Linked DNA regions of Mus musculus: regions 2, 3, 4, 5, 6 and 7 are each linked to region 1. A link is a loop called in an ENCODE intact Hi-C map of the cell type or tissue named here. Cell type or tissue: left cerebral cortex. All regions are shown on one strand.

Region 1 (4,000 bases):
CAAGAAAAAACGTGAATACCACCAGCCCCTCCCTACAAATCCTGAAGCATCCAGTTTGAGATACAAAAAGGCTGTCATCTCACAAATGTTAAACATACTAAAAAAATCTGAAAAAAAAAGTACGGAGAAGGTGTGAAAGCGTGGCACTTTACAGCCCTCAAAGCTTTTTAAAATAGAACAACTTTTCCCCCTAAAATTCTTTTCAGAGATTTTTTTTTTCCTTTTTGGCTCATTTGAGAGTTTCTTTCTTGGCTTTTTTCCCCTTTCATTTGAAAATATGAATTATCATAAAAAGTCAGGGTTGGGGGGGGGGAATGGGAAAGTCTTTTCCAGTTTTCCTGTGGATTTTTTTTTTTTTCATCTGTGTTCAGGCATCAGGCCCCTGCAGCCAGACCAGGGCTGGGTCTCCAAGCCCGCCCCCTTCCCGCCCACCCTCCAGTGCCCCCACCTCCTAGGTCATATGATGAACAATCATAGTTATTAAGGCCAAATTGTAAGTAGCGTTCAGGAGTGGGAAGTCTGCACACCTGACCCCAAATCTAACAGGCGTCTGGGCTAGAATTCAATCTTAGACTTTTTACCTCAAGTGGAGCTGTGGCCACGAATAGTACAGACATGCCATCTTGTAACACTATATGCCTGTCAGGAGGGACAGGCAGGGTTGAGCATCAACTATATAAGGCTGGTAACTAGGGAAAGGCCCAACAAACAGCCACAAACACCTAAGTTACTTTACTCAACCACTACCCTCTGAGCCTCTCCCTCTCTCTCTCTCTCTCTCTCTCTCTCTGTCTCTGTCTCTCTCTCTCTCTCTCTCTCTCTCTTTTCATCTTGGCTTTCTGTGGCAGAATGCAAATGGAGCCTGCCGGCGGTGAAGGACTGAATTGTGATTAAGAAGAAGAAGAGCTCTTTCTTTGTTCTTCCCTCAGGGGATGTTTACTGGGAGAGACACAGAGGATCAGATATGAAAGGCATTCAGGTCAGCATTGATGTGAGCGAAAGTGAAATCATACCTAAGGCATTCAAAAGACCGCCGTGTCAGGGGTTCAGCTAACGGTGCAGCTACTGTGTATCTTCCCAGAGAGGCAAAAAAAAAAAAAAAAAAAAAAAAAAAAAAAAAAAAAGAAAAAAATCCTCCCACTGACTGGCCATTTCTTTTTTCCCTAATTTGCTACAAGATTATAAAAGCACCCCCCCCATTTACTTAGCACCACATGACACAACAGTTAGGATTTTTCTCTCCTCCAGGACCACACAGAAAATCAAACCAACTTCTAATCATTGTATTACATAAGTGAAACAGCAAGGCACTATCCGATCTGTGAAATATTTGTAAACAGGTGTACTCGTGTAGGTTACATAGATGTGTGATATACAGGGGAGAGTGAAGAAGAGAGAACTCCAGAAGACACATGCATGAATGACTTTTCCTGTCAGCACCTTGACAGGAAACACAACGCAACACACATGCACACACACACACACACACAGACACACACACACACACACACACACAGAGAGAGAGAGAGAGACAGAGAGAGAGAGAGACAGAGAGAGAGAGAGAACAGAACATCTTAAAATGAAATTATTTATTTTGTAATTACTGGTTACACTTTTCCTGAGAGCTTTAGCTCTGATACAACTGTCACCCGAGATAAAACTATCTAGCACACCGCTTATGAAGGCAAGGCTTTCTCCAGCCTGATGATTATTATTGTCCTTCTTTAAAAACTGCCTGATGAAGAAATCCTTGGATCTTACGTTTAAAAGTTTACACTCCCTACAGCCCAAACAGTCATTCAATAGGTTTTTTCCAAGTGGTAAGCTGATGATGTTGGCACAAACAGAGCTATATAAATATATACAAAATTCACAAATCACAGCAAACACACTAGCAACAAGGAGGTTCCTGGAGGTTCCAAGGCTCAAAGATTAAAAGAAAAATCACATTTCATCTTCTGGTTGCTTAAGAAGAAGGGGAACTGAAGACGTGGGGCTGCATTTCCTGGTCTCCAGTCATCCTTCCCTCTGCTCTGTGTTCTAGTCTTCAACATTCACATCTTGGTTAAAAAGCATATCTGGGCTTATGTTAACATCTGCTTTTGTGCTGACATTTTGTATATTTTCAACTAGTGTTTCTGCATCACAGATTTCCCTCCTTTATCTCTTTGCTCTAAAAAGAGAAGCAAAGAGCAATCAAAAAGGTGTCTGACTTGGCCATTCAGACAATTGCCCCCTTGTGGGAACGCAGGGGTGAATGGTACAGTGGACACCCAGGACCGTTGACGTTATAAACATGTAAATGAAACACATTAGCGCAGACAATCAATTGTCTGTGAGCACTGCAAACCTGCACTCCCTCTCTCTGTGACAGGCACAAAATAGTGTCTACCTTGGGAAGCCACAGTGCTGATGAAGAATAGGACAAAGAATCTCCTTTCACATAGAGAAAAAGCACCTTCAGAGCTTGGAAGAACGCAGATGACAAAGAGAGTTGTAAGGAGAAGAACTCCCACCCCCGGAATAATTACGCCCCTGATAGAAAGCTAACAGCAGCCTTCATTCCTACCTTCAAGGGAAGCACACACACACACACACACACACACACACACACACACACACACACACACACACCATCCCAGGAAAATAAGGCATTAGAGTCTTGAACGACCTCTTGTAATTTTCTTTAAGCAAATTAAGAAGGAAAGAACGAAGGGAAGAATCCAGAATCTATGACAGAGCAGTTTGACAGGGAACTACAGACTAGGTTTTCTCCACATTCGAAAACAAATGCTAAACGCTATGAAATAATTTTTTTCTTGTACTTGACAACAGAGTAGCATTACAAAGTTTAAAACCTGAAGCCTACCCCTATCCCTGGTGGACTGCCACAGCAAGGATGCCACCGGGCTGGCTGCTGGCTCTGCTGGGAAGCAAAGCACGTGTCTACCCCAATTGGCATCGTCTTTTTCCAGACCAAAATAAAACAAATAGATCAGTCTAGATACATAGCCCCCAGCCTTGTGTGTGCAGTATCTCCATGGAGAGAACAGGATGGGGATGGATCTCTCTGGAGTACCCTCAGAGCTGGTACCTGCCGCACAGACAGCCTGACTGAAAAGCAGGCGAACAGTCTCCCTGTGACAAGCTCACCAACTTTAGGAAAGCAACTTGCCAAAGATTTCCACAGTGGCAAAGATAGGTAAGTTGTGACCAGTTACAACCTGAAGGACACCATCCTGCTTCGATGTGATTAGAGGGTCTGTCACTTCCAGCTGCCCATCCCAACTTTGCCTATGAGGGAGGAGAGTGGAAACCCCAGTCTAAGAAGGGGTTGTTTGATTGCAGTCGCATTTCTTTCCATTTAAGCGACTCTGCAATGGAGTCGCTTCTCCACTCCTCCAATGCCCTTCAGCAGCACTGATAGAACCTCCACTCCTTTTAAAAGAGTGAGAAGGAGCAAAGGTTTCTTTCAAACAGGGACAATCATTTCTGCTCATCTGATTACTCCTCCCCGAGATATTCAACTTGAGTACTTTCCTTTACAAACTGAAAAAAATCACAGAGCAAAGGTGTTTGGTGAAAGCAGCCCTGTCCACTACACCCCCCTCCTAGGCAGCCCATAGGACCCAAACCTTTAGCAGAAACTTTGAAACAAAATCAAGCTAACTTTTCCTTCCTTCTTTCGTTTCCTTCTTCTCCCTTCCTAATTCATTTTCTTTTTCCACTCAAAGAGAACTTCATTCCCTTCTCTGAGACAGGAAGACCAGCAATTTCATTTTTTGTTAAAACACGCATGTTGTCTGTGTGATTTCCCAGAGACTGGTGGTGGAAGCCGGGAGACTGGGAAGGTAGGCCTTTCTTCCCAGATGGCTACTAATCATGAAGGAAACTGGAGCATTCTAGGACCTGCTGCCTGAAATCAGGGGTGAAAGCAACAAACTTTGCAAGTTTCAAACCGGCTGCAAGTGGTGGCAGCCTGCAGCAGAGCCTTGCCATT
Region 2 (4,000 bases), 43 kb before region 1:
CAGAGGCCACATTACATGAGACCCAAGTGTTCTCAGAGTGTCACTGTGACTGGCTGTGCTAGAACCTGGCACGGATGGGCACTGAAAGCTGACATTATATTTCAGGATGCGTTGCAGGTGTGCCGGCCTGGGAACGTGCTCTAATTACATATTTTCCTGCCGAGCAACAATTAAGGTCGCCAAAATAATTGCCAGTTTCTTAATCCCTCTCTAACAAGACTGACATAAGGAATGGTTTATTTTTCTCTGATTGTTTTGAAAGTGTTGCTCAAGATTTTGGTTTTCTATGGAACTGCATAAAACTAATTCTTATGTTCAGATGTGTGATTATTCCCATTGTTTAAAAAAAAAAAAAGGACCCGTCTTTGAATTGTGATAAACTAAAATCATAGAAAAACAATGTGAACTATATAACCTGGTAGGTGACTTAAATGTTTTTCTTTTAATGGAAGTAAAATTTGCTTTAAAACCCCCGTTTTCACTTTCTACACTGTTCACCTCGTGCACAACATGTAAATATGCAGACGAGAGGAAAAAGAGCAGAGCTTAGGAAACAAGACAGAATTGGTTGATTTTTCACTTTCAGTGTTGACTTTTGATCTCTTCATTTTCAACTCTGGGTTATTCCAGAATTGCATTAAATGTATGGTTCCACTCACAGAAATGTAGAAAATATATGCGTTTTCTGGTGGTTCACAGATTCCCTAATCCAGAAATGATTTCCAGAGTAGGTACCCAGTAGACTAGTAACTACTGCAATAATCTCCACACCTCCCTTTGCCCATCTCTTTCCATATTCTCTGTACCATCTGACCACGATGTGAAGGGCACCGTGTTTACCAAAGGTATCAGCAGTCAAATTCATATGCTTTGTCTTCTTAACTAAAACTTATTTCTCCCATTACGTTGTCTATTTTCCATTGCAGTTGGGTTCATTGGGCAGAGCTCCTTTAAAGAATTTTGAGGCAACGAACTCATTCTAGCTCCCCTTTTCACAGGCAGAGGACAGAAGTGGGTGACCTTTGGGCACTTAGTGGACAATCGAAAGTCAGGTCAATCACAGCACAATTTAGCCCAGGCTACACGGTGCAGGCAGCCGAGGTAACAGGGTTAGGGGAACAAGAAGCCTGAGCTGGGAGAGTGGGGACGGGGGAAGCAACACTGGCTCTATCTGTAATGGAGACTTCAAAGGGGAGACGTTTAGAAGGATTGAGGAGCGGTGTGGCAAATGGAACAAGAGGCCTGTCTACCTGCCCAGTCGCTGAGGGAAGGAAGAGGAATGGCATGCTATGAGAGTCAGCAAAGAAAGGAGCCACCAACCACGAGAAGCCAACTTGGATCCTTTTTTTGTGTGGAGACAGTACCATAAGGCTTTGTACAACTGGGGCTGTCCCAAACTGACCCATTTCTAGTGTCCCAACCATAAGACTTCTTGCTAAATACGGCATCTTCAACGATTGACAAGGCACTGTCACCCGAGTGCTTGAAAAGCCCACTCTTATTCTGGTTAGAAACCAAAGCTCTCTCCTTTTCTTATAGCTTGGATGCTAACCAGTGCTGTCTGGCTGAAGTGAGGGCTCTTCTTCCAGGAGATGAAGGAAAAGCATTGATTTTTTTAGTTCCAATGCTGTGTGTGTGTGTGTGTGTGTGTGTGTGTGTATGCACGTGCTCGTTATTGACAACATGACAAGGAGTGAGGAGAGACACTCCCTTACAGCAGCTGCGGGGAAGGCAGAGTACAAAAAATGGGGTGTGCCACTGAAAGTCATGCCATCATTTCTCGATGCAGTGCCCAATGCCAGCAGCTCTCTCTTCTCCTGCCCCCCTCCTGTTGGAAGCTGTGCCCCATAGCTCTAACTCATGCCTGTTCCTTCTTACAGCTTTGCTAACTGTTCAAAGAAAGGATCTTTCCCTCCCTCCTTGTTACATACGCTGAATGAAGGGCTCACCTTGAACACCACACTCTATCAGCCACTCAGCCAACATCTCTTGAACGCATGTAGTGTGTCATATCTGAGCCTTGCCAAGCTGTTCTCTCTGACACTGACCTGTGAGGCTTTAATGGGACTTAGTACCTGGTAAATAGCTAACGGTTTAAAATAAAATGTTTCAAATGACTCCACGCTTTAAAAGATGATTTTCCTGGGGCTGGAGAGATGGCTCAGCAGTTAAGAGATCATAGCACTTTTAAGAGAGGACTGGAGTTTGGTTCCTGGTATCTAAGCCAAGTAGATTCCAACTGTCTGGAAGTTCAGCTCTGAGGGCATCTGACTCCTCTGGCCACAGTGGGCACCTGTGGCACACTCCCTCCCCCCTTAATTGAAAAATAACAAAACCACATCTTTAACAAGATTTTTTTCTGTCCTATAGAAAGGTATAGTCATCAGCGAGATAAGCTTGTGGCTTTTGTTTGTTTGCTTGTTTTGTTGGTGGTGGTGTTTGGTTGTTTTTAAGTCAACTGCAGCTCAGTGGCTGCCTCCTGCGCACAGCACACACTGGCTTCCCGGGCATGCCAGGCATACCCATTTCTGACTGGTATAAATGCCATCAGTACTGAGCATTCACAAACACTCAGTATGCTGATCTCTGGAGTTTCTGCAGACTCCCTGATAGACACTACGCTGCAATTCCACACTACCCCACAGCAGGCTTTCTCCCTAACCCAATTTCCTTGACCTGTGTTTTCCTTTCAACCAGACTTCAGAGACAAAGACAGAATAGTAAATTCATTTTCTTAGAAATACACCACCAAGGTTTCAGTCTGTGGGGCTGCTACTTATTTGCCTTACCTGAAGTTATGTCAAGACAGGGTATTAGTTCACTAAATAATGTTTTTCTCATCACTGTTATTACTTCAAAATGATCATTAATGTACTCTTTGGCTTTCGAAGAGGGGGGACCATCAAAGGAACTAGTTTCCCCTAATTCAAATTTTCTTGAAAGGTAACTGATTTACAAACAAATTACTTGTGCCTTGTAAGGAACTGCCAAATGTGTCTGCTCATTTGATACATTTTCAAGGGCTACAGTGTCGAAATGGAACTGTAAGAAGCTCCCGTGTGATCCACAAACAACTTCACGCTGTATTACACGTGCATCAGATACTGAGACCAAACTCCGAGTTGCAAGCAACCTGTGATGCAGAATGCTAGCTTGGCAGAGGCTCAAACAGCTTATTTAAATTGCAAACTTTGCAGTCACTACTCACAGGTGATTTTGAAAGTTCATTATAGAAACTAAATAGCGTCTTCTCCATACTTTGTTTCTTAAATCACACATACATCATCTTTGAGAGATGCTATTTAATGTTTTCCTCACAGAAGCACATCAACTTTGTTAAGAAATTGCCTAGGAGACTAAAAATGTATTTAAACCAGGCACGAAGCTTAAACAAATATTCCAACTGGAGTACAGATAATGCTAGAATTCCTGGCTAGGAATTTCCAGGATGGAGTTTGCTATGAATAGAGGTCACGTGAGGAGTATTTTTGAAGGCATAACTTTACAGCATAAGATGATCAAAGCCAAGTATTAATACATTATTTTATCGGCTCACCTTCTAAACAATATTTCAGTAGATTTCCTTTCACACAGTGATATTTGTAATAAATGTTCTGCCTTTGTTTTAAAGTCAGTCTGTAGAAAGATGACATCAGCTTACCAAACAATAAAGTGCCTGTAATATTGTCTCCAGAGGGCTGTTACATTTACTTTGTAGCAGTAAAATTCAATTTTCAAAAAACACTACATGAATGATGTTAGGTTATTAACCCTATCACCACCGTAAAACATCATTATTGTGTGTAGAATGTAGGTCACAATCTAGAAGCCATACATTTCTTTTTTTGTCAAATAATCCACTTAAGCTTCTTTTCTCTCCTCGGGTCTGGGCTGCATCTCTTCTTTGGGGGCAGAAAACATTGCAGTGTTCTCAGCTGGCTGGAGGGTCTCACCCCCAAGTGTCTCCACAGCTCAGCTTTGAACTCTTCTTCGCCTTCTC
Region 3 (4,000 bases), 970 kb before region 1:
TCTATAGCACTTTCACATCCCAGTAAGAAATCCTGTTGCCTGGGTCTGAAGAGCAGCCTTGACCCAGAAAATGTGCAAGATACAAAATGGCCTCTCCCAATAGGTTGCCTAGTCATACTGTTTTGTGGGTAAATTTGGGGTAGATTAGGTATCTTTGAATTGTCAGTTTCTGCAGTGAAAGCTGAAAAATGAGAAACAAACACCATTTGACTAGAAATCCCCCAAAAGAAAACTTGTTTTGAGAATGCTAATTTATAATCATAATCTCTTCCCTCCAATTACATTGCTGAAACAGAATTTCCACTTATTTACACAGAATAACTAGTGAGCTTCAAACAACCTACTAAGAATGGGAATTTCTAAGCATAGCTTACACTCAACCTACCAAGCTACCCAATGCTCCACAGAGCCACATGACTCTCAGGCTCTTAATATGGTTTATTATAAAATCCTTTACCTGCCTCAAAGCACTTCTCATCAAAGCCACTTCTAAGCCAAAGCTGAGGACTAAAGAATGCCTTTAACAGAATCCTAAAATAGCTTTTAACCCGGGGCTGAGAGAGAAAGTGCTTTTAACCTAAAGTGCTTTCCTCTTACGTACTTCAGCGCATACCTAGTGCTCAGCCTTAGTGGCTTGAAGAACACCCTTAAGACCCAAATGAAAGAGACTCCATTATAGATATTCAAACCTGTTATATTAATACATTACAAGCAATATTTGAAATCATTAAGCAGTTTTACTCCTACTGACTTTGAGTCTTTTCTTATTGAACTCTACATTCATGCAAATAAATTGAAGTCTTTACCACTTGGGATTCTAACAAATCTATGCTGATATTAGAGAGAATACAGCCTTCTTACCTAGACTTTGCTTAATTCTGCAGTAAAATGTCTGTGCTCTCCCCAACCAAAAAGAATCTTTTGATTCTTAATCACTGGATAATGTTTTCATCTTTAGTCTCTATTAGTTGGCCTGAAAAGATAAATTATTTAGAATTAGTTCACTTAATTTGCCCAAATTTTATGCACCACATTCTTTCCTTGTTATTGCAATTATCTATAATTTATAAATAAAACTTAAAATTTATTTATTTATTTCAAGTGTATAAAAAATTATAAATAAAATTATTTATCTCACAGTAGTGTCTAACCTCAATAAATCATCCCTTTCTAGTTAAAGAACATGATACCTGATGATAAACTTAACTGGACATGAGTTATTCTAAGCTTTGTGATTGAGCAAGCAAGTTTTGTTAATGTCTATTGAAAGAGTATAAAGATTTGGTAAACAAATATTGGAGAAGATAGAAAAATTTGACCCACTTGAATTTTTATAAACAATCCTCTTTCTATTGTTGATTGTTTCCATAATTCTAAGGTGGTGAAGATGAGCACATGAAAAAGACAAAATATTGTCGACTCCCGCTGCTAGGAAACACACCTTGCTAAGCAACTGTCTGTTTATATCAATCATCTAAAACTCAAGCAGTGAACTAAGGTTTATTTCCCCCAGTGTCAATTGACAATGTCCTGTATTCGGATTTAAATCACTTACTTTTATAAAATATTTTTCTTGTATGTGTTTATCTTTCATTCCTTAGTGAATTGATTTGGTGACTGGAAATACCTAATGCATAAGTATAATAATTTAACACATACATATAAAAACAAGAGGAGAAGGCTAAACTTATCTTTTTCGACTATGCAACATCTCTGTTACTTTGAACACTAGTTTTTCACTTAGTTTCTTTTACACTTTCAGCTGAAAGTCACCAACACTGTGAAACTATCCTTGTATTCCTCCCTCTCGTTAATTCCAACTTCTCTTCTCAAAGCTATTGTCATATTATCATATCATCCTTCTAGACTCTGGGCTTCGAACTCAGACACCATCTTATTCATCTCTGTCCATCCTGGGTACATATTGCCTAGGCTGAGACTAGGAACTCAGGTCGGTGGGCATCTCTTTGGTGAGTCTTGCTCTTCTCCTCATCTTTGTTTCTTGGCTATCTTTTCTCTATTCTTCTTATTCTCCATCTATTGGACACTGTTCAAACATTCTGGGGCTGAAATATTCCATCCCTGTGGCTTCTAATTCCATCAGTAGGTTGATATTCTCCAAACTTAAAACGTCAGCCTCACACTCCAGACATGCATATTCAAATGTCTATTTGACATCTTCCTGGGTGCTTGGTAGACATCTCAAATTTATCCAGAGCAACCCTTGATTCCCTGGCTCCCACGTGTTCTCTATTTCAGGAAATACCACAGCCATGTGCCAGCTGGAGTCACCCTCCACTCTAACTTTGTCTCTTTCACTTCCATCAGCAAATCCTGCCTAAAAATATATTCTAAATTAAACCACTTTTAGTCACTTCCGTTATTACCATCCTTATCCAAGTTCCATCCTTTCCCTGTGGAATATTTCACCAGCCCCCTGCCTGGCCTCTCTGCTTCTCTGCTTGACCCTCTTAAATTTAGTCTCTGCACAGCAACTGCTCCAAGGAATCATTTAGAGATGTAAATCATACCATTCACCCCCTGTCCAACCATCTTTAACTCCTTAGCATAAAACTATATTCAAAGTTATGTTTAGTGTCCTCTCATGACCTATGTGTTTCTACCTGCCTTGGCCCATCGTTTCCATTTCCTCAGCACTGTCCTGCTTCCTGGTCACCCTATGTCAGCCAGTCAACCCTCTAAGCCATCGGTTCCTCCAGAAGCTCTCTGTGTTTTCTCTTTCCCTGTATGTTTACATTGCTCAGTTCTCTCAAAAGACATTCATTCAGAGATGACTCCCTTGGATGTATCACCAGTTCTACTGTTGCTTGTCTGTTACTGACTTCATATTATGTATTAATGTGCTTATATTTTCCTTTCTACACACACACATATGTGTATATGTATGTATACATATATATGCATATATATATATACACATATATACATATATGTATATGTGTATATATATGCTATGTAATGATATACCTTTTTACTGTTTCCTAAAGACATTGACAAAATCTTGAATGGATACTTTGAATGGATGAAATAATATCGTATGAAAATTATTTTGTCATTCTCTCTACTATTGTGATTCGGAGTGTGTTTGAAGGGGGAACAGTTTGGTACAAGCAGAGAGTATGGGTCAAAGTTGCTGTCTAAAACAAACAAAAAAATAGAATTCCATGCTCACTGTCCTAATGGGTTGGTAAGTTGAAGAAACTAATTTCCTTCTGGCTGTTGAACACTCTTGGAACATCCCATTTCACCAATCAGGAAAAAAAAAATAAAAGCACAGTTGGGGAGTAATTCCATGCAAGCAGGACCTCATACAAGGGCACCCACCATGGATCTGTGGGAAGGAGATACTCCTAGAAGCCTAAAACGGGAAGACGAAAACTGTATAAGGTACAGGGAAGAACACTGCATTTCCATCTGTGTGGCAGCTAGCTTTCACCAAAATACACCCTTGCTCTGCTCCTGTCAAACAATGCTACTACAACGACAGCCAGCTGTCCATCTTCAAACGAAATCCTCATCCCCACAGATTGGAGATCGCTGCATTGTCTAGGCAAATCTCCAGGTCAGTCCTCCCACAGTGGATGCTGCTAGTGTCTATCGTAGAGCTATGAGGTTCAGTAAAGTAAAATGGACATGAAGGAACAATGTGAATGATCTAGCAGGAGCAAGGTACATGCATAACATTTGGAAATGCCTGCTTCTTTACAGTTTAAAATTCTGAAAAGTTGGAACCATCCATTAATATTCTTGTACTTGCCTCTTATGCCAAAAGTCATAAGGCAGTTCGAGGTTCACTATATGCTAGAGGTTTAGCAGAAAATCGTCTCAATGTTTTGTATTTATAGACCAAAAAGAAGTTGCTTATTCTTTTAATCAAAGCCATAAGGTTTGCAAGAAAATGAAGCACTAAAGAGATATGTGGTAGTACACTCATCTTCCAGCACTAGATAGACATCTGTATTCCATGCAGACATAAACT
Region 4 (4,000 bases), 1.0 Mb before region 1:
GGTAAGAGCATATTCGTTCATTGCAGCACAGAATAGAGATCCCCCATTGTGCTGCTGAAGACATTGGAATCCAGGGACACTGACCCGTGTACTGCCCTGGTAGCAGAACCAGAATACAAAGTCAGACCTCAAAACAAAACAAAGGGCTATGTGCTCTCTTCTATACACCAGGCCCAGGTTGGTTTTTCAATGAGCACGAACCACGTTCCAGTTCCAGGCTTGGCGAGAGTGGGGAGAGTGCCGGTAGACTTTGAACTGCAGCATGAGAAAACCCTCTCTCCACCTTCTGCCTTACATGCAATAGCATTCCAAAGGGCAGTTCATTTTACAGAGCCACAGAGCTGGCAAAAGAAACCTTTCGGCCAAACTGCCAGGTGACCTAGAACAATTCACAGCTGACCATTGCCTCTCCATACAGCAATTAACTTCCTTTTCCTTTGCAAGGGCCACCCATGATGCCTGGCCCTGCCCCCTGCTTTCCTTGGAGCTGTGTGGGGCAGCACCTGTGTGTGTGTGATTGGGACTGATTCTCACACAGGTGGCCTTTTATTTTTTTCATCTGTGCCATAGAGTGCAAACAACTAACCTTGTTCTTTGTTGGCTAACTGGGGGAGATATTTCTTGATGGGTATTTCTTACTGCTACAAAAACCAGGGCTGGGGAGTTGAACCCTGCCAGGATAGATCTGCATCCCTTTGCCTCTCCTTTGAGACTTTGAGGGATTAAGGGTTAACAATATCAGTAGTTCTTGTTACTGTGACTCTTCATATTTCTGTGTTTGGAGTCAGTGCTGATGACTACATCAGTTGTGTTACTTAAAGGAGATCTTTAAGTCAAAATGAGAACGTGGTGCAGCCTCATTTTAAGTTTGCTTAATGTTTCCAACCATATTTTAGAAATAAGTCAAAATACTTTCTCCTTAAGTGCATTTTTCTTTTGGTTTTAAACCTATGTGTATTTTAAAGGTCATTCAGTCTGCACATTTCCAACTCCTCGGGTCTTGAGCCATCACTGCGTTATTTTATATAAGAGGCACTTAATGTCTCAGGAAGACGATTTTTTTTCCCTCAAGACCGTAAGTTTCATTTTGTCAAGAGTGAACAAGCTTGTAATGGGCCCCGATCACAGCCTGTTCAAGTCCAAAAGCTGGAATTTCAGAGGGGTTGGAAGTTGGCGCAGCACGTTTCCCATCCGTAGCTCAATCCTCTCTGTTCCCTCCCAGCTTAGGCAGAAACACATGGAAAGGATATCCAGCAGAGCCCTTCTCGGTGACATCTGCATCTGGAGGGGTGTCCTGGCATTCGGCAACACAGCTCTCTGTCCCCCAGGGAAAGGGAAGGCTGAAAACCCCAAATAATAAGAATAATCTATTGCAGATTTCAGGTTACCAAAAACTTAGAGAAAAGAATCACAGCCAAACACTTAGCATTGTTGCATGTCAAAGGAAGGCTACTGTAATTTCCCCCCTTGGGCATGTATTTTTCATATTATTATGCATAATTATGCATATAAATTTCAATATATTTCCATATTATATTCAAAACTCTCCAATTGTGAATACGTAGAATAAAACAATTGATGGCAATTATTGCATTTGGAGTTAAGTCCTAGTCACTGGAAGCACTGGGCCAGCAGTGGGCGCCTCAAGCAGCCGAAAAGGCTCCCTTGAACATTCTTCTGGATTTAAGAACAATTTTTCTAATAAAGTCAATCTGGGATTAAAGAGGCAAAAGGAGGTGCTGACAAAGAAACCAGAAATGATGGTTAAGAAGTTTGGATTCCAGCTTTGCTCCAAGTCTTCCTTTGTTGCCTCGGGCAAGTGACTTCACAACTGAGTCTTTCTCGTCCCCCAAACTGGGGACAGTTACACTTTGTTCTTTCCGGGGTTTTTTTCTTTTTTCAGATTTAATATTTCATGTTTCTGAGACAGCAATCTGAAACGTGCCCAAAAGAATAAGGTTTTCTGATGTTTTCAAAAATCAAAGAAAGAAAAAGAGTGGGAGAGAGGGAGAGAGGAGAAGTTGGAGAGAGAGGGGAGAGAGAGAGAGAGAGAGAGAGAGAGAGATTGGAAAATTTACTACATTTGAATCTTTTGGGGGAAAGGAATAGAGTATTTGGTGTAACACTTTGCTTAGGAGGTCTGAAAGAGTGATAGGAAAGCAGAAAGCAGTTTAGCTTATGACAGGCCTGCTGACCCAGGTCTCTATAGGACCCCGAGGGGTTTCAAAATAGCCCGAAAGCAACACATATCCGGACCACAGCAAGCGACAAAATGACAGGAGTCTTTCTGAGCTTTTTCTTAGGGTTTGAATTCTCCTTTAGAAATGTATGTTATGAATTATGATTACTGCGCTACAGCCAAGTATTCACCGGGCTCCAGCTAGATCTTTGTTTAGCGAGCATAAGCTCCCTGCCAGCTGCAAACTGCAGCTGTCTGTCAGCATTTGTAAGGACAAACTACGCTGCTATCCCTGATCACTTAGCTGTAGACTACACACTGTGTCCTCAGATACGCTCGGCGCACCCTTCGCATGCGTTTTCAATACACTTCCTGTGGGGGTAGGCAACAGTGCTTTGCACGCACATTTTGGAGCAAATAGCTTGACGCTTATGTCAAAATAATTCTTCAAATAATAGAGGGTTTTGTCCCCCCAAACACTTCTTTCTGAGAGGCTGTGTCTGGCGTGACATTTTCCCATCCCTGATATCACCAAGCAGACAAGGGAGGTTGCCACGCTTACACTCACTGCACAGGCCTGCCGAGCCAGCCAAGAGTGCAAGCCCAGGCCAGGCGCCGGTCTCAGCGCTCGGGAATGTGGGGGTGAGAAGGCCACCTGGAAGGGTGAAGGAGGCAGGGCAGAGTGGCCATTGCCCTGCAACATGGTCTGGAGCTGCAGGCAAGACATAAAGAATTCTTATCTCAGCCCAAATCCCATCCAGAATGTGCAAACTGGACCGAAAACTCTGTGGCTTTCCAAGAAGGGGCTTTGAAAGATGATTTTAGACTAGAATTTGTCGGCCTTCTAGGGGTGTGTGTGTTTTCTGTAATCTCTAGGCACATTTGGCTAGGGGGAAGCTGGCGGCAGCCGACCAGATTAATTAAAGTGTTTGCAGGGTTAGTGAAAGTCTACGGTGTTTTCATCATCAGAGTTAAGTCATACGGGGACAGCAATTTGGAGAACACTCCGAGAATTATCCTAGAAACTTAGGAACGGCCAGCTTGGCTTTCCCCAGTCATTGCTTACCTGGTAAACCTAATACTGAAAGGTCTTTGGGTTAGAGTCACTCCTTTTATACTCGCTGCCATCAGAGCCTGGTTGAGGATAGGTCATTTGGGGATATTTTAATGATTCTATTTTCTAGTAAAGAAAAAAAAAAAAAAGGTGGAATTGTTCCCGTTCACAGGGGTATTATGAGAACTGCGTTTTGCTACAGAACAGTATTGTTTCCACAAGGAATGTTCTTTCCTGAGAGAAGAGGCACAATGCAAATTCAAGTTCACAGCAAAACTGTACAATATGTAGCACATGCCCAAAGTTGGCCTAATTCACTCAGCGAAGAAGAAAATATCCTAAAGTTTGGAAAGATAGACACCTCTCGCTCTCCCTCTCCCTCTCCCTCTCCCTCTCCCTCTCCCTCTCCCTCTCCCTCTCCCTCTCCCTCTCCCTCTCCCTCTCCCTCTCCCTCTCCCTCTCCCTCTCCCTCTCCCTCTCCCTCTCCCTCTCCCTCTCCCTCTCCCTCTCCCTCTCCCTCTCCCTCTCCCTCTCCCCCTCCCCCTCCCTCTCCCCCCTCCCCCTTCCCCTCCCTCTCCCCCCTCCCCCTTCCCCTCCCTCTCCCCCCTCCCCCTTCCCCTCCCCCTCTCCCTCTCCCTCTCCCTCTCCCTCTCCCCCCTCCCCGTGTATGTGTGTGTGTGTGTGTGTGTATGCCCATGTGCGCATGCACATTCTCGCACTTGAGTGTTTAGGGTTATGTGTGTTTATCAGCAGGGGAGCAGAGACCT
Region 5 (4,000 bases), 1.1 Mb before region 1:
AGAAAGATCAGCAAAGGAAGATCAGAAACTGGTAGATGGGTTCCTTAGACCATCTATGCACACATTCAGAGATTTAGACTGGAACTGGAATGTAAGTCATCTTTAAAGGGTTTCTGGAGAGCAGCAGCCATGCAGAGTTAGCCCTGGAAGAAAAATGGAGGGGAGTAGGAACACGTTATTTGTTGAGTTAGTGAGAGAATTTTTTTGAGTTACTTTTGGCCTACGATTTGGTGAATTATCAAGATTTGCTAGAAATATTGATAGATAATGAAAATAAATAACCTCAAGTGACAGAGTAATTTTAATGGGAAAGTTAAGAATTTACCCAATATTTTAGAACATTAAAATTGAGGAGCTTTTCAGCACCCGTTCCTGTTATTACCCTGACCCTGGACATGCCTACTATGCTATTTTCTCTGAAACTCTTCAATTTGCCTTCAACAGAAGTTTTTCACTTGAAAAACAAAAACAGTTTTTGACTTTTTGTTGTCTGCCAAAATTGATTAGCTGCAACTCAAGTTTAGCTATGTACTTTTAATTCATTACGAAAAGTACTGCATGCAAATTTAGACATCAGTGTTCCCCACTACATAAAAACAAACTTACATAAAAACAGCCTGCCATTCAGGCATGGGGGAATCTTTGATATACACAGGTTTAGAAAAGCACTCCCTCTGAGTTCCTTCTGATAGCATCTACCCTCACTGTCTCACCGCATCTCTACAGGAATTGAGTCACGAACACAAGTTTAGGGCTCTGATGCTTCCTTGAGAGTGAATGACATCTTAATCTGACTCAAAAATAGCATAGATGATTTAGAATTGTTTCTTTTGAAGCTAAATATTATTATTGTATTTACAACTAATGGAAACTTATTAGAAGTTGTCTCAAAATTAATATTTGCGTGTAAGGTACCTGGCACATTTTAAGGTTATGGGGACTGGTTTCATTTTTTTTTTTTTAATTAAAAGTTGTGAGCTATAAAATTAGTTCTTAAGGAAAACTTTAGGTAGCGGTATAGTAAAGAGTAGAAGAATTATGAAGCTAATCTTCTTTGAAGGATACAAGCCCACTCTGTCCAGATTAAATAAAACATCACTGATACCACCTGAGACATTTCATTTGCCTTTACAATAAAATGGTATTTCATAGAAACTATAACAGGGGTCTCACATATTTACAGTACATTGGCTATCTCAGGGAAGTTTTGATGACCTCCTGAAGACTGAGGTGTCTAAGTGGTCCTCTTTTATACGGGTCAGGAGAACAGGACTAGAGAGCATCAACTAGTTTGGTTTTGTGAGGCTAACCCCTAAGGAAAAGGTGGGGGGACTAAGAGTAAGCAGATGAACAGGTAAATCCCAAGAGCTGAGGAGTGGCCAGTATGACTTGTTGAGACTGTAATTGGAAAAAGGTGAGGGGCTGCTTTGCAGAGCTGAGAGATGCACAGAAAACTCAACTGAGTTGATACCTGATTTTCTCAGAAAGGCTCCCTGATATCAGCCATGCAGAATTCAGCAACACCAATACACAGCAGCTGCTTTTCTACCCAGGATAATTTACCTTTTTTTTTTTTTAACCTTAGTACATTAAAGTCTCCCAGCATTATTAGCAAGCAGTTTCATTTTAAACCTCATTTGCTATTAATGTGATTTTTAAAGTGCCCCCAATGCTGGAAAGTATTATTCATTCGGTGTATTTACTGTATGGGTTTTTGAGGATGTAAAGTCAAGAGAACAGCCAGAATCAGCTCAAACTTGCCCCACATGGTTTTCCTAATACCCTTCAAATCCTGACTTCTGCCATTGAAGCCATATGTCTCTTTAAGCAGATACACTCTGCAGTGCCAACATGTGTCAAGGACATCCCTAGGTTACCAAAATCATTTTATGTGCAACTTCTTCTAATATCCCAAAGTACTCTCCCACCTGAACCCCACCCCAACCCCTAAAATACAATTTTAATAATAGGCATTAAAATGTCATGCTGATAATAAACTCAGAGATATATTACAGAGGATCTGCCTGTATTTTCTTTTTAAATGCTTTTGGCATGAACATAATGGCGTGTGTGCACAGACTCACCCGCAGTGCCTAAATTCTATTTTTTTTAAGGTTTTGGTTATGAAGTAGTGCAAAATTTCAAAATCAAATTATTCAATGCAGAAATGTTAACTTACAGAGAAGCTGGGAAGACAGGGCTATAAATTTTTGTTAACGGACAGTGCAGAGAGATTAGAATTATACAGACATGCAATGTTGCATTTTCATCTCTAGTCAAGAGTTTTATCACCATATTATCTTGTGTTGCTTCTGGGGAAGCGACAAACAGTAGGTTTGGCCATCTCAGGGACAGAGGTCTCTGGAAACTGCACCTGCTCGTTATGTGAGAAATCCTTCTGTGGGCAGAGAGAAGGATTTCAGCATTATTCTCAAACTGTTGCCTAATTCTTATAACTTGTGCATGTATTTTTTTTTTTTTTGAGTCATGATTGTACAATCTGTTACCCATTTTGGGATAAAAACACTATTGAAATCAAGCATACTGACTTAACCAAGCTGCATTTTTTTCATGAATCGGGTTGTAAAGTTGATTGTCACTGTGCAGCCATGTCTTGTGTAAATTCACACACACACACACACACACACACACACACACACACACACACACGGAAGGGCATCATTTAACAATTTACTCTTCTCAAATAAGGAGCTTTTTCTGTTGTCGTTGTTGTCGTCTTCCTTCTGATCTTCACGTCTTTGAAACACCATGAGTCACGGTGTTTCCCATGTAACAAGCAGCTCGGTTCTTTATTGTCTGCGAGGCTTCCATGTACTGCAGCAAATTTGAATTGGATATGTTGTGTTCAAATTGATAGTACTGAGTAAGCCAAGAAATGCGTGCCTTTTCCTTTAAATGGGAGCTGCGGCAAGGCACAGTTATGGTATGGTATACTGAACAAGTCAGTCGGCACTGACCAAAATGTTGATGGATATACAGCAGATCAAAACGAGGAGAGTCATTTTGAAGTGCTCGGTATCTGTCTGACATGATAGGCTTATGAATTTATACCCCTTTGCAAAAAAGAGTCTTCACATTATTTTGTCAGTTTGTTTCAATTTGAGAGGTGTAGAAAATTGGTATTCATTTTTTTGATATAACCCTTAAATTGTACAATTTAAGAAAACTGGCTGAAAGAGATAAATTAAATGGGTAGAAATATTTTCAAATCAAAGACCGACTGACATATATAAAAATGATGTATGTTTCTTACATGGTCCACAGGGGGAATTCTGCAGGCTTGCTATGATCTCTACAATTTGCTTCAGGGCAAACTAGATTCTGGGATATTCTATTATCCCTTTGGTCTGTTTATCATGGAAACTGATGTACAATCGAGAGTCCTTTTGGTCTTTCTTTCTGTCAGGCTGGAACTGGAAGGAATTCACTTATCTCGTCTGCTCACCTCCAGGAAACTGCTGCCGCAGAGTTCAGTGACCAGTAATCAATTATTATTGAGAAGCAATCAATTGCTAATTTCCATAATTATGCACATCTAAACACTATGAACAAGGAAGAGAAACAAAGCCGCACTCCAAGCCTTGCCTTGTTAGCAGTATTTTGTTAACACAGGCTCTAAAAAAAGCTGCCGCAGCTGGTACCACAAATGTGTTTCCAGTATTCAGGCCATCAACGTGATTCGTCGCTAAATGTATAGAATCAGCTTCTTGCTAAAAACTACAATTACAGGTGATATACAGATTGAAATCACAGGGCTGGTTTGTCGAAGAAAATTGTCCTAATGATGGGTTTTCGGATGGGGAACGCAGCTCTTTTCTTTCTCTGTGATGGGTTGTGAAGGCAGCTGCACCTGCCTCTATGCTGTATTCTGCCGCACTTAATGATATCTGATGATATCATTAGGCAAAGTGTTCATAAACAGATGTTGAGCCTGTGCCTAAATGCTGTCAGATGAGCGGTTGCTGGCCTGAAACAGTAT
Region 6 (4,000 bases), 1.1 Mb before region 1:
CAACATCATGTAGGAGCTGGGAATTCAACTCAGTCCTCTGAAAAGCAACATTCTATCTTAACTGCAGAAACCTCTCTCTCTCTCTCTCTCTCTCTCTCTCTCAAATAAAAAAAAATTAAGAGTACTTAGTAGATCTCCAGGGCAGAATTAAATAAAATACTAATCGGTACAAAACTTGAAATGCTGGTGAGGGTGGGTCACTTCATTAATAAACCATTCATGATACTTTAGTTTTTCTTTTCTTTTTTGTTTCCTTGTTTGTTGCTTCAGTAAAACTATTTCTAAAACATGGCTTATGGTATCTGTATACTGTATGGAAATTTTACCGATAGTCTAATGGATTGGAGAAAACTTTCAGTGCTGTAATTCCATGGAGACTCTGAAAATAAAAGGTGGCGATGAGTTCTAAAGGAAGATTTCTTGGCTTATTTGAAAATTTAAAAGACAAATACCAAGGTGGATTCTGCCTTTCTCCTTGGAATGTTCACTCCAGAACCGATTCTCAAGACAAATGATACTGAAGGCTTTTCCCCAGGCACTGTTTTTGTGCAAAGCATAAAGATTGATTATTACACCCCCAGAATTACTTTAGCAATTCTAACTTTAATCTGATAATTAATTTTCCAAAATATCACTCAGTTGGAAATAGTATGTTTTTGAATTATGGACAAAAAATCTTTGAAAGCACACTATATAATTCTAATTATGCTAACCATTATTCCAAAATGTATCTTAATGAAATCCTCAAAAAATTATAAAATAATTTAATGTAGCATTCTTTAAAAACTAAAGGTAGAGGGTGGCTAGAAAGGTGTTTCAACATTAAGAGCTCTTGTTCATCTTGCAGGGGACCTGGTTCTGTTACCAGCATTCATGTAGTGGTTCACAGCTATCCATAACTCCAGTTACAAAAAAATTCAACACTCATAATGTCTGTCCACATCAAACACATGAGGTGCACATAAATACATACAGGCTGAACACTCAAATATGTTAAATAAAAATAACTGTAGAAGAAAGATTTTAAAAGAGATACATATTGCTGGAAATATAACTCAATGCTAGGGCATTTACCTAATTGTTTTCTAAGTGGGAGGTGGGGAAGATCTGAAAAGAGTTGGAGGGAGGGGCAGCCATAATTAGAATATCCTTGTGAAAACAATTTATTTTCAATAAAAAGTTAAAAAGTACCAGGCAATGTGGTAAATACATAGATTCCTAGTATTCTGGAAGTTAAGACAAATAGATTACATCAAGAGCCTACATACTGAGTTCAAGGCCAGCCTCGACTACAAACAAACAAAGATAGCTGTGGCAATATTAATTTCAGATTAGATGGTGCATGAGCAAGAAATTATTGGCATCCAAGGCTAGACCTAAAATGATCCCATTTCTTTAAGAGGAACTTGTTGGAGTTTGTTGATGCATTTATTTTTAAACTGGAAAAATACAACCGTGTATTTACAGCAGCGGGGCATAGGTGAATGCCTTCCTGTCTTCACATACTCTGTTTAGGCCAAATGTTTGTTATAGATACTTCTAGCAATTTTTTTTGATGATTTAAAAACCTGATAACCATTTTGCTACATAAGTCAATCTGAGTTGAGATTATGCAATATGAGAGAGTTATCTAGATATATAGCCTATGGACCTTGACCTGAAATCAATAAATAAGCCTCTTTTTGTTAAGTCTAGGGTCCTAAAGTGATGAAATTGCATATCAGTTTCATTATATCATTCATTGGTTGATGACTGGAAGCTAAGCAATTCTACAGTAAAGGAGAAACTGTTTTAGAATACACTAAATTTATCCTGAGGTATCTTAATAATTGATTTTTGTTACTCAGTATTTCTGGAGCCTGCCAGTAATAGTCTTCGGTTCAATTATGCCCAGAACCAAATTGTCATTGAAATCTGGGGCCCCAACGTTGCCATAATGGAACAAGCATTGGGAGCTTTGAAGTAGCAATTCCTGTGTTGTGATTCCATCTCCTCAACTGTTCTCCTTAAATCAAGAAGCTCTCAGATGCACAGACCTAAGCAAAACGGAAGTGGTCCTTCGGGCTACTTCCTGATGAATGGGATCAGAAGAAGAACGACAGTCACCCGAATCCATCGATGAGAAGGTTTAGGGAGTGTTATTCCCATGCATCTTCACACTTCTCTAGGAAACAGGTGCTCCCCGCGAATCAGTACACTGACAATGTGGGACGTGCAGCTTCCCCCTCCCTGAACCGTGCTCACTGAATGCTGCTGCGTGAACACAGGGAAATCCGTTGCAAGGCACAATGACAGTGGCCACGTTTGTGCAAACAAGTGTCTTACTGAAAGCAGCAAGAACACACTTGAAAGGATCTCTCAGAACCTTCCATGTAAAAGCATGGCTGCCCAGTGCACACGCGCACACACAGTATTTCAGGGCTACTCGTAGCAAGCAAACAAAATATGGTTCAAATGGCTTAGCAATCCCAGAAACGGAACACACCAGTTTAATGAGGTCTCTGCTTGAAATTAAAGTGGAGGGAGTTTTACGGAGAGCAGTATTCAATAACAAAATATTAAATGATAAACACAGATTGCTTAAAATCAGACGGGCCATTTTAAGAAAAGCATTTTAGCTCATCATGATATGTAGCACCTTATTTAAATTAGGAGGTGTTAATTCGTAGCTTGAATAATATATTAATATAATATGTAAAGTGAATGGCATTGTTAATCACAGTCGCGCCTGGAACGACTTTGCTTCTGTGCACTGAATGTTAATTTTGCAAAACATTAATTTCAAAGATTTTGCAGCAGTGCTTTTGTAATTAAATATTAATGTCACATGTTATTGCAGAAGCATGTTTATGAAAGCCGGCAACACTTCAAGTCAACTCATTTGTTTTTATATTTATTCTTGTACATCTGCAATCCCTTCCATTTCACCATTTCAAAGTGCAGGCCATTTTGAATAGTCAATATGTGAACATTTTTCATTGTAAGCGTTTTTTAACATCCAACAGGGTAAATATTTAATGTTGTGTTTTTAGCTGGTATAATTTTTCAGAAAATTGGCTATAACTTTTAACAACTCAAAGGTACCTAAACTGTCTCCAGTTTTGGCTTAAGTGATCTGAAAATAAAGTAGTAATAAATGTGATGAAGCTATGTAAAAATATTCAAGAATTCAAAGGCTCTCTATGAAAGTTGGAAGTCACAAGAACTGTTCCATGCACAAGACATTTCGGCACGGATTCATTTTAATGTCTTTATTAAAAGTTCTGAACCTAGGCAAAGGATAGGCAGATCTGGCTTGTGAGTTTGATTCATATGTTTGAAGTCATTCATTTGCTTTAAAAAGGAGAGAGTGTTTTTTTTCTCAGTGTTCTCTTCAAATATATACCTGATATATATGACCAAATCGCTACAGCTGCCTGTCTTCTCCAAGACACTCCCAAGGTGTGCTATGTAGTTAGTCTAAAAGCTAAATCATATCTGTTTTTTATCTGGAGAGCAAAACAATACTCAAGGCATTGTAGTTTAGAACTATTCTCTTCACCAAGCAAAGGTGTCTTCTACAATGAAATGAATTATATATATATATATATATATATATATATATATAAAATTTAGTGAGTTACCAATATTGAAAAAATCCTGGAAAAATCATGATATATTTTGTTTGGTTAGCGGCATGTTTAACAGTTAAAAATTATATCTGCACCTGATGTTGTATGTTAGCAGCTAATGCCATTTGACAGTGATGAAATTAAAGGATGAAGAAGAGATACAAACTACATTTTACAAGCATGATGGGTCTCCAACAATGCCATTTAAATATTATTTGTCACTATTTAAAATGAACCTTTCCCCTTTAAGCTATGCCATTATGCTCATTTGTCCTGTCACCACTGACAGCCTATATGACTCACACACAAAAATGGTCATTAGGTACTGCATCTTCATCTTATTAAGGGAAAAAAAAGGAAAGAAGGAAAGAAAGAAAGCATTCTGATGC
Region 7 (4,000 bases), 470 kb before region 1:
GGGAAGTGGGGGGGAGGGTATGGGGGACTTTTGGGATAGCATTGGAAATGTCATTGAGGAAAATATGTAATAAATTAAAAAAAAAAAGAAGGTGGTTGGGGATACAGTAAAAATTGCTCATATTATTTATTGAATCATTTCAATAGATATCTTTTAATATTTTCCATGATTCAATTAGAAATGTATATTAAAGAACTTTCATGAAAATTAAGGCCTAGTGATTATCTTCAGAATGAGTCTTTGTATGAATGCTTGGTTTCTAAGATAAAACAGCTAATTTCTTTAAGAAACAGAATTTACCTCAATGAATGATTGACACACCACTGCTAATTGAACTTGGGTATTTTCAAATATGAACTATGTGAAGCTCACTTTAAGGAAGATAACTGATAAATGTTTTTATCATAAACTCAAGTGTTTAACTGACCAATAGGATTTTGGTGAAATTGCATCTATACCACGAGCTTAACAGCTTTCTAAGACTGAAGCATGTTTCTTCTGAGTTTCATAGTGATGTCTCAAATTCACATGATGAATCCTGTCAATGGGCACCGAATCTGCACTATGTGGTGAGGCTCTGTTTTCCTTGAGACCTACACATGATGCTTAGAAAATCTATTCAATCTGCAAGGAACAGACCATGGATAATGCATTGTGGTTGGCTCCAGATTCCATGATTCCAAAGTGCAACTAACCTTTAACAAAGCCCTTTTGTTAAGTTCTGATATAGCATCAAAGAAGAACATCTATATATGCATAGTAGTTTCTACAATACTCCTTTTAAAGTGCTATCTCTCTATGAAGCAGGATTTTCTTTATAGTCTTCTACTTAAACTTCCCATTGCAACAGGTATAAAGATGCAGTAAATTAATATAAATTAATTTATTTTGGAAACTATGATTTTTACAGAATATAATTTGTTACCATGTGCTTGTTATTGTATTCTTGTTATTTAAAATGACAATGTGAACTGGCACACAGCTGTAATCCTAGCAGGAGGCAGAGGCCAGACTCTTCTACAAGGTGAGTTCAAGGACAGCCAGAGCAACATAGTGAGATGAGACACTGTCTCTCTCAAACAAACAGACAGACAGACAGACAGACAGACAGACACACCAAAAAGGAGGAGGAGGACCACGTGATTTACAGAGTGCACTCAGTTTTCATCTGAAACAGGAAATACTCATAGGTATAATCTAAACCAAAGCCCTTTTGTGTCTCATTCCTTTTGTTAACCTTGGTTATTACCATGAGAATATGTGTGAGTGCAGTAGCGGGCAGAGCACAGCCCTGTGGAAGTGCTTCTCTCCTTCCACATTTTCATGGGTTTGGGGTTAGAACTCAGGTCCTCAGGCTTCCTCATGCTTTTGGCCTCTGGCCCATCTGATTGTCCCTCTCATTTTTAAGAGTGTTTGTCGGGGAACAGGGGCCTGGACAAGTGTGAGCTTTTACTATGTTTTACATGCGTTTTGACTCTCCATCTAGCAGTGTGCCTTTGTGGCCACTATGATATAGAAACCTTTACATAAAGCTTGGAAGCTGGTTGCAATGCTGGACTTTTTGGAAAGAAACAGCTTTAAAAAAACAAGCATTGCTAAAGCAGTGTTTTTCACAGGCCCTTCTCTAAGTCATTTCTATTGGCTGTGTCGTGCTGCAGATGTTTATAACAAAACATTAAGGACTGGTTAGAAAGGAGGAAACAAATTCCTCTGCAGAAACCCCAGAAAGTCTGCTAAAATACCGTCAGTTATTTATCTACTGTCAGCATAGGTTCTACACTACAGTCCTCACAATCTCAGGTTCAGAAAGGCCAAAGAGAGGCAAACCTTACATTTAAGGGTCTGTTCTCACACAGACATCTTAACACAGATGAAAAGCCAGAATGTATCTTCTAGAAAATGCCACTGACTTTTGATACATATTTTACAAAGTACATTCAACATCTGGCCAACTCAGTACAGGATGTCTTGGAGGTTTAACACAGTGTTTGAGCCTTTCATGATCCCATCATGGGAGATACTACAACTGCAGGACTTCACGACATAGTTCTCGTGAGGAGGAGGAGGAAGAGGGAGACAGCACTGCTGCTATTCCCCCTCTCCATTCTCCTCTAGAGAATGGGCATGACCAAGATGAAGATGAACGGGCAGCAGAGCTTCCATAGGCACTCATGAGTTAAAGTGGCTCAGATGCAGACCAGGGCACAGTGAGCCAAAGTGTGGAGCTGTGAACCAACAGGACTGTAAGAGACCCAGACAGCCCCACTCATTTCCAGTGAAACCTTTCTTTCCCTGAGGACACAATTCATAGTGCTAGGTCAGTGATGGGCTTTCCAGCCATACAATTGGAAGTCTAAATGAATGCGTGCTTGAAGCTGGGGAAGAATGCTGAACCAGAGTCTTAATTTTCTAATTCATATTCACCAATTAAAAATAAACTGATTTTTATGAGCAAATTTACATAAATCAGATGATAAAGCACCTACCACTAAAGGCTAGGAGTTCAGCTCCCAACATTTGCATATATTCTCCTAAAGAAAACATAGGCATCTTAGCTTTTCACTGAAGAGTCTTGCTGTGCCGGAACTCTAATGGGCATAGAACAGTAAATTTTGAAGAAACTGATTGCTACCCGTGTAGCTAGTAAATGTCTGCCTAGACCCAGTGGCATTTGAAAAAAGTGTTTTATCATAAAATTATCCCAGCAGAGTCCATTCTGCACGCTAACATCATCATCATCATCATCAGTACTCCATGCAGGACCCAACAGCTCTGGCACAATATTGCCAGTCATTTATCTGTTGTCAGCACAGGTTACACACTGTAATCCTTGACTGCCTCGGAATTAGAATGTCTTTGATGTCCCCACAAGAGTTTTTTGCCCGAAGGCTTTACCAATGCTCGGCGGCTCAGTGTTTATTCCTCCTAATCTCCCTCTCATCTCCAGGCTAGCAGTGACAGATGGTTATGGGCACACAATAGTATTAAGAGTTTGATATTTTTTTTATGCTGTGCTCTCTGTACAACAAATAGCTATCAGACGCGGGCCAGAGAGCTGACATGGCTCGCGTAGGTAATGGCAAACAAACAGCTCGGGTTGATGCTTTCTGTCATTTCCCCTCCTAACCCTGCTTGTTTTCATTGTATACTCTCAAAGGTAAACTATATTAACCTTATAGACTGTTATTAAAAAGATATATCTATATGAGCATAAAGTGCTTTTCTTTTTTCTTTTTCTTACTCTTTTGATTATGAAAGTAATACTGCTGACATATTGAACAAATATCGCATGTCAACATAAATTTTTAGTGTGTGATAATATCCCCTTCATATAGCTGTGTGTCAGGCGGGAACCCGTGGATGATGCATAGCAGTAAATAACCCAAACAAAATTAGTTCTCTTGTCAGCTTCTACCTTGTATGTCCCCAGGCATCAGTAAAATTGACTGCACGCTAGATTTTCAAAATTAGCCCTAATGTTAGCTATGTGTCTGGCAACCTCCAAGTTTCCAGTGTTCTACTATATTACCCGTAAGGATGAATGTGTTACTTTTATATTTTGGCATTTACTCTTGCTGATGCGGCTTTTTTCCCCCTCTTCTCCAAATTAAAAATAATTTAGCTCTAACAATAAGAATGTGCACAAACATCATGCTGCATCTCTTTAAGCAACTAACTTTAGGCAATTAAATTAAATTAAAGCAAAAATATACAAAGGAAGAGAGGGAATTATTCAATTTAATATTGTTAATTTTATTAACATAGCTCTGTCTAATTTTGTGCAAAGTGTTGACTAACATGGTTCTCAATGTTGTGAGAACCTTGCCTCTATACTGTTGTTTTATACCCACAGTCTCCAAATTATTTAACATTATTATGAAAATTCTCAGAATTGACTTTCTTGTAATAAGTCTCCATGTAGAGGGGAGCAAAGGGTAATGGACGAGAGGTCTGCAGAAGGCAGCAATGCGGGTGGTACTTCACCTTCAGATAGGCTCAT

What was found. Hi-C counts contacts between places; a loop is a spot of excess contacts. Peaks named below come from ENCODE experiments on the same cell type or tissue, not always from the same donor. Only the 100,000 strongest peaks of a DNase experiment are listed, where the experiment ranks them.
Region 2: a loop joins it to region 1, with 2.1 times the contacts of the local background. A loop is called at or near these places in 3 of 42 quality-filtered maps.
Region 3: it touches region 1 in a loop (2.5-fold over the local background); 3 of 42 quality-filtered maps call a loop at or near these places.
Region 4: it touches region 1 in a loop (3.0-fold over the local background); 3 of 42 quality-filtered maps call a loop at or near these places.
Region 5: a loop joins it to region 1, with 3 times the contacts of the local background. A loop is called at or near these places in 4 of 42 quality-filtered maps.
Region 6: it touches region 1 in a loop (5-fold over the local background); 5 of 42 quality-filtered maps call a loop at or near these places.
Region 7: a loop joins it to region 1, with 4 times the contacts of the local background. A loop is called at or near these places in 2 of 42 quality-filtered maps.

The regions. Positions count from the first base shown.
Region 1 is chr2:45,102,464-45,106,463 of GRCm38, forward strand. The region is part of intron 2 of Zeb2 (zinc finger E-box binding homeobox 2); the gene reads right to left. Among named protein-coding and RNA genes, the nearest start is that of Zeb2os, 6.7 kb to the right of the region's middle. In left cerebral cortex, a CTCF peak has its summit at 2,238 (motif pointing left); a DNase peak (open chromatin) is centred at 35; H3K4me3 peaks cover 2,696 bases; H3K27ac peaks cover 3,826 bases.
Region 2 is chr2:45,059,238-45,063,237 of GRCm38, forward strand. All of the region lies in intron 2 of Zeb2 (zinc finger E-box binding homeobox 2), which reads right to left. Among named protein-coding and RNA genes, the nearest start is that of Mir5129, 38 kb to the left of the region's middle. In left cerebral cortex, a CTCF peak has its summit at 2,638; a DNase peak (open chromatin) is centred at 1,730; H3K27ac peaks cover 4,000 bases.
Region 3 is chr2:44,129,227-44,133,226 of GRCm38, forward strand. The region is part of intron 9 of Arhgap15 (Rho GTPase activating protein 15); the gene reads left to right. Among named protein-coding and RNA genes, the nearest start is that of Arhgap15os, 66 kb to the left of the region's middle. In left cerebral cortex, no CTCF peak of the experiment used is centred here; DNase peaks (open chromatin) are centred at 2,241 and 3,527; H3K27ac peaks cover 964 bases.
Region 4 is chr2:44,102,276-44,106,275 of GRCm38, forward strand. The region is part of intron 8 of Arhgap15 (Rho GTPase activating protein 15); the gene reads left to right. Among named protein-coding and RNA genes, the nearest start is that of Arhgap15os, 39 kb to the left of the region's middle. In left cerebral cortex, a CTCF peak has its summit at 1,636 (motif pointing right); DNase peaks (open chromatin) are centred at 1,664, 2,532 and 3,463; H3K27ac peaks cover 2,235 bases.
Region 5 is chr2:43,975,048-43,979,047 of GRCm38, forward strand. The region is part of intron 6 of Arhgap15 (Rho GTPase activating protein 15); the gene reads left to right. Among named protein-coding and RNA genes, the nearest start is that of Arhgap15os, 88 kb to the right of the region's middle. In left cerebral cortex, no CTCF peak of the experiment used is centred here; DNase peaks (open chromatin) are centred at 2,340, 2,588, 2,895 and 3,677; H3K4me3 peaks cover 284 bases; H3K27ac peaks cover 1,603 bases.
Region 6 is chr2:43,983,985-43,987,984 of GRCm38, forward strand. All of the region lies in intron 6 of Arhgap15 (Rho GTPase activating protein 15), which reads left to right. Among named protein-coding and RNA genes, the nearest start is that of Arhgap15os, 79 kb to the right of the region's middle. In left cerebral cortex, no CTCF peak of the experiment used is centred here; a DNase peak (open chromatin) is centred at 2,250; H3K4me3 peaks cover 364 bases.
Region 7 is chr2:44,629,887-44,633,886 of GRCm38, forward strand. The region is part of intron 6 of Gtdc1 (glycosyltransferase-like domain containing 1); the gene reads right to left. Among named protein-coding and RNA genes, the nearest start is that of Gm52509, 23 kb to the right of the region's middle. In left cerebral cortex, no CTCF peak of the experiment used is centred here; DNase peaks (open chromatin) are centred at 1,541, 2,231 and 2,871; H3K4me3 peaks cover 1,409 bases; H3K27ac peaks cover 1,884 bases.